2 separate regions of the Homo sapiens genome follow, and region 2 is linked to region 1. Evidence: chromatin loops called from intact Hi-C (ENCODE). Cell type or tissue: heart left ventricle. All regions are shown on one strand. Each heading gives the region's core, and the rest is flanking DNA. Links, peaks and the distances in the headings are about the cores only.

What was found. A loop is a pair of places that touch in the nucleus more often than their neighbours do. Peaks named below come from ENCODE experiments on the same cell type or tissue, not always from the same donor. Only the 100,000 strongest peaks of a DNase experiment are listed, where the experiment ranks them.
Region 2: a loop joins it to region 1, with 2.0 times the contacts of the local background. A loop is called at or near these places in 7 of 110 quality-filtered maps.

What each region holds. Positions count from the first base shown.
Region 1 is chr11:2,120,736-2,123,634 of GRCh38, reverse strand. No RefSeq gene overlaps it. Among named protein-coding and RNA genes, the nearest start is that of MIR483, 12 kb to the left of the region's middle. In heart left ventricle, for the core only: no CTCF peak of the experiment used is centred there; no DNase peak of the experiment used is centred there; H3K27me3 peaks cover 1,030 bases.
Region 2 is chr11:2,071,051-2,073,949 of GRCh38, reverse strand. No RefSeq gene overlaps it. Among named protein-coding and RNA genes, the nearest start is that of MIR483, 62 kb to the left of the region's middle. In heart left ventricle, for the core only: no CTCF peak of the experiment used is centred there; a DNase peak (open chromatin) is centred at 1,188; H3K27me3 peaks cover 145 bases.

The DNA.
Region 1 (2,899 bases), core at 187-2,686:
GGCAAATCCAGGCCCTGGCCAGGCTTTCCAGCACCTGGCCCCATCCCTGGTCCTCCCACCCACCCCTCCACTCCCAGTCCCAGGCTGCACCTGCTGCCCTCTTGCCCAGGCCCTCTGGTATCACCCTTGTCCTGGTAACTCACGCACGCCCTCTGCTGTACTGTGCCATCCTGACCCCCAGGAGTCTGGCCTCCCTGGTCTCCCTTCCTGTTTGTTCTGGCATTGAGCCCCCCACCATCCGCCAGAGACACTGCTAACCATGGTCCCAAGACGCCTGCTGGCAAGTCCTCTCCAGGATCCCTGGGGCTCTGTCTGGGGCTCCCAGACCAGAGGGGTCAGACAGAAGGCCCTGGAGGGTGCCTCGAGGGACTCTGGCACCCCACCAATGGCTAACTCCCTGCTCCCCGGGTTAGCTTGTCCCCTGCCCCTGTGTTAGCTTCCCCCTTGCCCCCTACCCCTGGGTTAGCTTGCCCCCTGCCCCTGGGTTAGCTTGTCCCCTGCCCCCCGGGTTAGCTTGTCCCCTGCCCCCCGGGTTAGATTGGCCCCTGCCCCTGGGTTAGCTTGGCCCCTGCCCCCCGGGTTAGCTTGGCCCCTGCCCCTGGGTTAGCTTGGCCCCTGCCCCCTGCCCCCCAGGTTAGCTTGCCCCCTGCCCCCCGGGTTAGCTTGCCGGGGAGACCCAGCTGCCAGGCATCCTTGCTGAGGTTGCCCACCGGCCCGCTCAGCAGGCCTCATCCTGGAGGAACCTGTCCCTCTGGGTCTGGCCCCCAGGGTCCCCGCTCTTCCCAGCTCCCACACAGGTGCGGCCAGGCCAGGGCTGGCACCCACAGGCTGACAGCCCCACCCCTCAAGCCTGGTCTCCACCTTCTCAGCTGGGCCCCTGGCCCTGCCCACTCCCCTCTGGCCCAGGCCGGGGCTGCAGCCCCAGGCTCAGAGTGTAGTCTCCAGCCTGTCCCCCGGCTCCCAGCCCCAGCCAGCCCAGGCCTCAGCCGGCCTGAAACCAAAGAGAAAATGCCTGTTTATGCCAGTCATGCCGAAAGCAAAACAGTTTGTGGTTTGTGACCCAAATTTTTTGCCTTTTTTTTTCAGAACATAACAAAGCCCAAGACAACTCCCTCCCCGCTCCCAGCCCTCCCCCCAAGGCAGACAGAAATGATCTGTTTACACTGGCCGCGGCACATTCCGGCCGCCAGCCCGGCCCTCTCCCCAGTGCCGTGCCCTCCGTGCTGGGCTCCTCCTCGGTGGAAGGGGCTGCTGAGGCCGGGGAGAGGGGACCGCACCACAGACCTGGAGCGAGGGTGGGGCTTGCTTCCTCTGGGGGATGGCTGAATGAGATGTGTCTTGGGGGTTGGGGGTACCGGGGTGCATGTCCATCTGGGAGTTGGAGTGGGGACTCCATGCTGCCTGCACAGGCTACACAGGGAAGGATGGCAGGAGAGCGGCCGCCTGCAGCCGCTCCCTCCAGGGAACCCCTCTCCAAGTCTGCCTTTCAGTACCCCCTTCACATAGACAGGTGCTTAGACCCTCAGGGTGACAGGACCTATTACCTACCCACCCCCTCTACTGCACTCCATCCTCTCGCCTCCTCCCTCCTTGATTGTCCAAAGCCTGAGACCCCCTGACTCAGCTCGGCCGTGGAGCACACAGAGATGGGGATGCCTCTGCCCTTGAAAGCCTGCAGCCCCAGAGTGGCGGTGTCAGTGGGGTGGTGGGTGTGGAGGAGGGTGGCCCCAGACTGCATTGAGGGAGGGGGGTGCAGGCACATGTTGGAGCCCAGTGGTAGGGGGCAGGTGGGACCCCAAGGTGCCATGACTGGAAGCAAGAACAGGCCCCTCCCCATCTTCAGACTGTTCCCACGTGCCTGGCTCTCCCAGGGGACAGAAAAGTGGTGCAAACCTTCACCTTCCCCAGGCCTCCTCGGAGTCCTCCTCGGAGTCCTCGGAGAGCCAGAATTGCCCCTCTCTCCTTCCAGCCTCCTCCACTGCCCTCTCCTGATCGCCTCCTCCCAGTCTTCATTCTTTGTTCGCGCACTTGGCTATGCCTGCTCCTGGTGCTGGGGAGCCAGGGCTTCAGAAGAAGGAATTCCTGGGCCAAGGGGACCTGGTGGTGTGAGCGGGGTGAGGCAAAGGCACCTGGAGGTCTGGGGCTGAGAAAGACCATGCAGACAGGGGTGCTCCTCCCGCGGGGTCGGACAGGAGCGTGGGCATTGGCAGGACGTGGGTGGGAAGGGCGTTCTAGGCACAGGGAACCGCATGTGCAGGCACAGGTGTGCACACATGGAGGGAGATGGCTGCAGCTCAAAGGGCCTCGGTGCTGAGCCAAGAAGCTGAACTTGACCTTCAGTGAGCTCTGGGAGGCGGGGAGGGGCTTTTAAGGGGAGAGTGAGCCACTCTAGCCATCAATTCTGGAGAGATGGTCTAAGTGTGGGAACTCCTGGAGCCTGAGAGGGTTTGGAGGTGCACTAGCGGGTGGGGTGGGTGGGGTGGAAGGGGTGGTGCTGGGCCGGGCGCAGGGAGGCACCCCAGCTGGGAGGAGCTCGGTGTGGCCCAGCAGCATCGCACGCATGCACGGATGGGGTCATTTCCACCCTGCCCCCAGCCCCACCAAATGCAGACCCTGGCTCCTCAGCTGGGGGGAGTATGGGGAGCAGGGAGCTCCTCCTGCCTCAGGCCCTGGGGGCAACCCAGGTCTGCCCACTCTCAGGCTGGCTGGCTCCCCCGCCTGGCTGGGAGCATCACTTCGGGAAGGTCTGGCCGAGTACCTCTGCTTCCCTTCCCCTGCCTTGTCGTCCCTGGCCTCCCGTCTATCAGGAACAGATGTGCCTCTGAGCAGGAATCCTAGCTATTTGGTTTAGCCAGCCACTCTCGGGAATTTCTGATAAGGCAAATTGGTTCTCTGCAGA
Region 2 (2,899 bases), core at 168-2,667, 50 kb after region 1:
ACACATGGCTGCACGTGTCTCCCCTGTGACAAAGGAGGCACAAAGCTGGCTAGGCCTCTTTGCTTTTCAAAGAAAGTGCCCCCTACTCCTGGAAATGTGGGGAGACAGTGTCGCCTACTCCCAGGAATGGAATAAACAGTGCACCCCACTCCATGGAACGTGGAGAGACAGCGGCCCCCACTCCTGGGAATGTGGAGAGTCAGTGGCCCCCACTCTTGGGGATGTGGAGACAGTGGCCCCCATTCTTGGGGATGTGGAGAGAAAGTGGACCCCACTCTTGGGGATGTGGAGAGTCAGCGGCCCCCACTCTTGGGAATGTGGGGAGTCAGTGGCCCCGATTCTTGAGAATGTGGGGAGTCAGTGGCCCCACTCCAGGGAATATTGCCCTGGGCCATACTCTGGGCAACAGGGAAGCTGCAGCTATGAGTGGGGCCTGTCTCGGAGGAGGCCCGACCACAGCCCAGTACCAGGGCTTGGGAAGCTGGAATGCCCATCTGGGGTGCAGCAGGAGCACCAGCTCAGAGACAAGTCTCAGCATGCACCAGGGAGCTTCATGCAGCCCTGTGTCCCCAACAGGAGACGTGCATATGATGCTGAGAACGGGGGTGGTTGTCGGGGTGGCCCCGCTTCCCATCATTCCCAGTGCTCCATGGGGACCTCCTGTTTCCTGTGTCCTTAATGCCTGGCTCTGCGGCATTGGAGGCCCCTGTGCCTGAAGGAGAACCCTGGCAAGGGTGCAGAGAGGGTGTCCTTGAACTTCAAGGTCTGTCTGCCACCTGGGCCCTTTGGATTCCTATGTCCAAGGACCAGCAAGAAGAGGAGATGGCACCTCGTTGGGGTCAACTGACCCTGGCCGGCAGGAGGAGGCAGGGCTGCGGCAGCCCAGTGTGGCCTGGGAGAGACACGGGCAGACTGCAGGGGACCCGTTCATGTGCCCCTTGTACTCCTTGGCTAGGTGGACCATGAATGGACAAGTAAAGTGGCCCTGGCCCAAGAAGGGCCTGTGCTGGGGCCAGACCATGCAGGTGAGAGGTGAGGGGAGTGCAGACTGGGTGGAGGAAGAGGGAGATGGTAAGTGCTGCTCACAGCCCCAGAGGAGCTCCAGTGAGCGGGGGCTGTGGTTTGTCCCAGGAGCCCTGTTCCCAGGGCCCTGTGAGCTGCTCTTGCATCATGTGTAGGGAAGTGGATGACGCAGCACAGGGGTGTCATGCAGAGCTGCATGGAGAAAGGGCTCCCTGCCCACTGCGAGGAGTGAAGACAACTGATGCTCGAGTGTCCAGAGCCTCCAGAATCCACCTCGGCTTTCGTGCCAACATCAGGCTGTTCTTGGGGTTCCCCTGGCCAAGGACTTAGCCAGGCAGCGGTACAAGGGCCCAGCCACTTCCACCCAAGGGACACTCTCCTGATGCCCGACCCTTGCTCCTGTGGTCCCTTAGCTTGGCAGAGCCCTTCGCAGGGGACACTGGGACTTGGGGGCTGCCTCTGCCCCATCCTGCAGCCATGTCTGTATTTTCATAGGTGTCCTCCCAGCGCACCTTGTGCTCATCCGACTCCATCTCAGCATCTTCTCCTCTGAGAACTCAGCTCGCAACAACCCAAATTTTGGCTTTTTAATCCTCCTCCTGACAGAGAAATGATAATCGTTTCTAACGAGGCCAGAGTCTTCATTCACTCACCAAATCCTGATTTAATGCAAGGTCAGGGGAGAAAAAGCTCTGCAGCGACCCGAGAAAACACAGCCCCAGGCAGCATGGACAGCAAGTGCAAAGGCCCTGGGGCATGACCTCATTGGGTACAGTCAGGGAACAGCAAGGGGAATAGGAAGGCTGGAGTTGGCTGAACAAATGTGCAACCAGGTGGCTAGAGGGATTCCAGGCCAGACCTGTGGGTCTTAGTCAGGCACTGCAAGCACTTAAAACTTTACTCTGAGCGAGGCAGGGCTGATGCAGGGCTCTGAGCAGAAGAGGGACGGGTCTGTCTTATGTTGTAACAAGATCATTCCACCCCCAGCCGCTGTGTGGAGAGTGGTTGGAAGGAGGCCAGGGCAAAAGCAGGAGGATCACTGAGGACATTGGTTTTGTAATCCAGGAGCCAAAATGGTGGCTTGGACTGGGGTGGGGGATGTGGAGTTCTGAGGGTGGTAGGATTCTGGGTGCCTCCAACAGATGCGAGGTTGGGGAGTCGGAGAAAGACGAGCCAAGCCTGGTGCCCAGACATCTGTGCAGGAATCAGATGCGGAGATGAGGTGGGAGCAGGAGGGAGGAGGGAAGCTGGCATTGGCCTGGTTCTGATGGAAAAACTTGTCAGACAAGAGTGAATGGGAACCTCAAGGTTGCACGCAACTATCTGGGTCTGCAATGGAGCCTGGGCACGAGAGTCGGCACAGAGGCAGTCCATGTGGTCATAAGCAGAGAGGTCACCAAGTCTGCGAATGTGGATGGAAAGGGACCAAGCCAGGCCCCGCAGCATGGAAAAGAGAGGAAGATGAGGACGCTGAGCAATGAAGCACAGACTAAAACGCCCAGATGGTGGGATACACCCAGGAGGGTCCTGCCGCCTGGGGCAAGGTGTAGGCAATAGCTCAAGGAGAGAAAGTGACCCAGGGAGGTGCCGGATGTGAACGATTATTCAGGTAAGGGGGTCCTGAGCCAGGACCTTGGGTGGAGTGCCTTGAGGGGGTCACTGCTGAGCTTGGGGTGTGTTAAGGAGAGGACAGGCTGGGGTCAAGTGGAGACACAGTGGAGGAATCGTCTGGGTGGCCCGTGTGTTTGCTGGTTTTCAGATGAAAGGAATATCCTTCATCAGGACGTTGGAAGGACCCTGAAAGGGGATCTTTTCCCGGATAGCTGCATGGCTCTTTCACTGTCCTCCTAATTTTGACTTTCAGATCATATCCTTT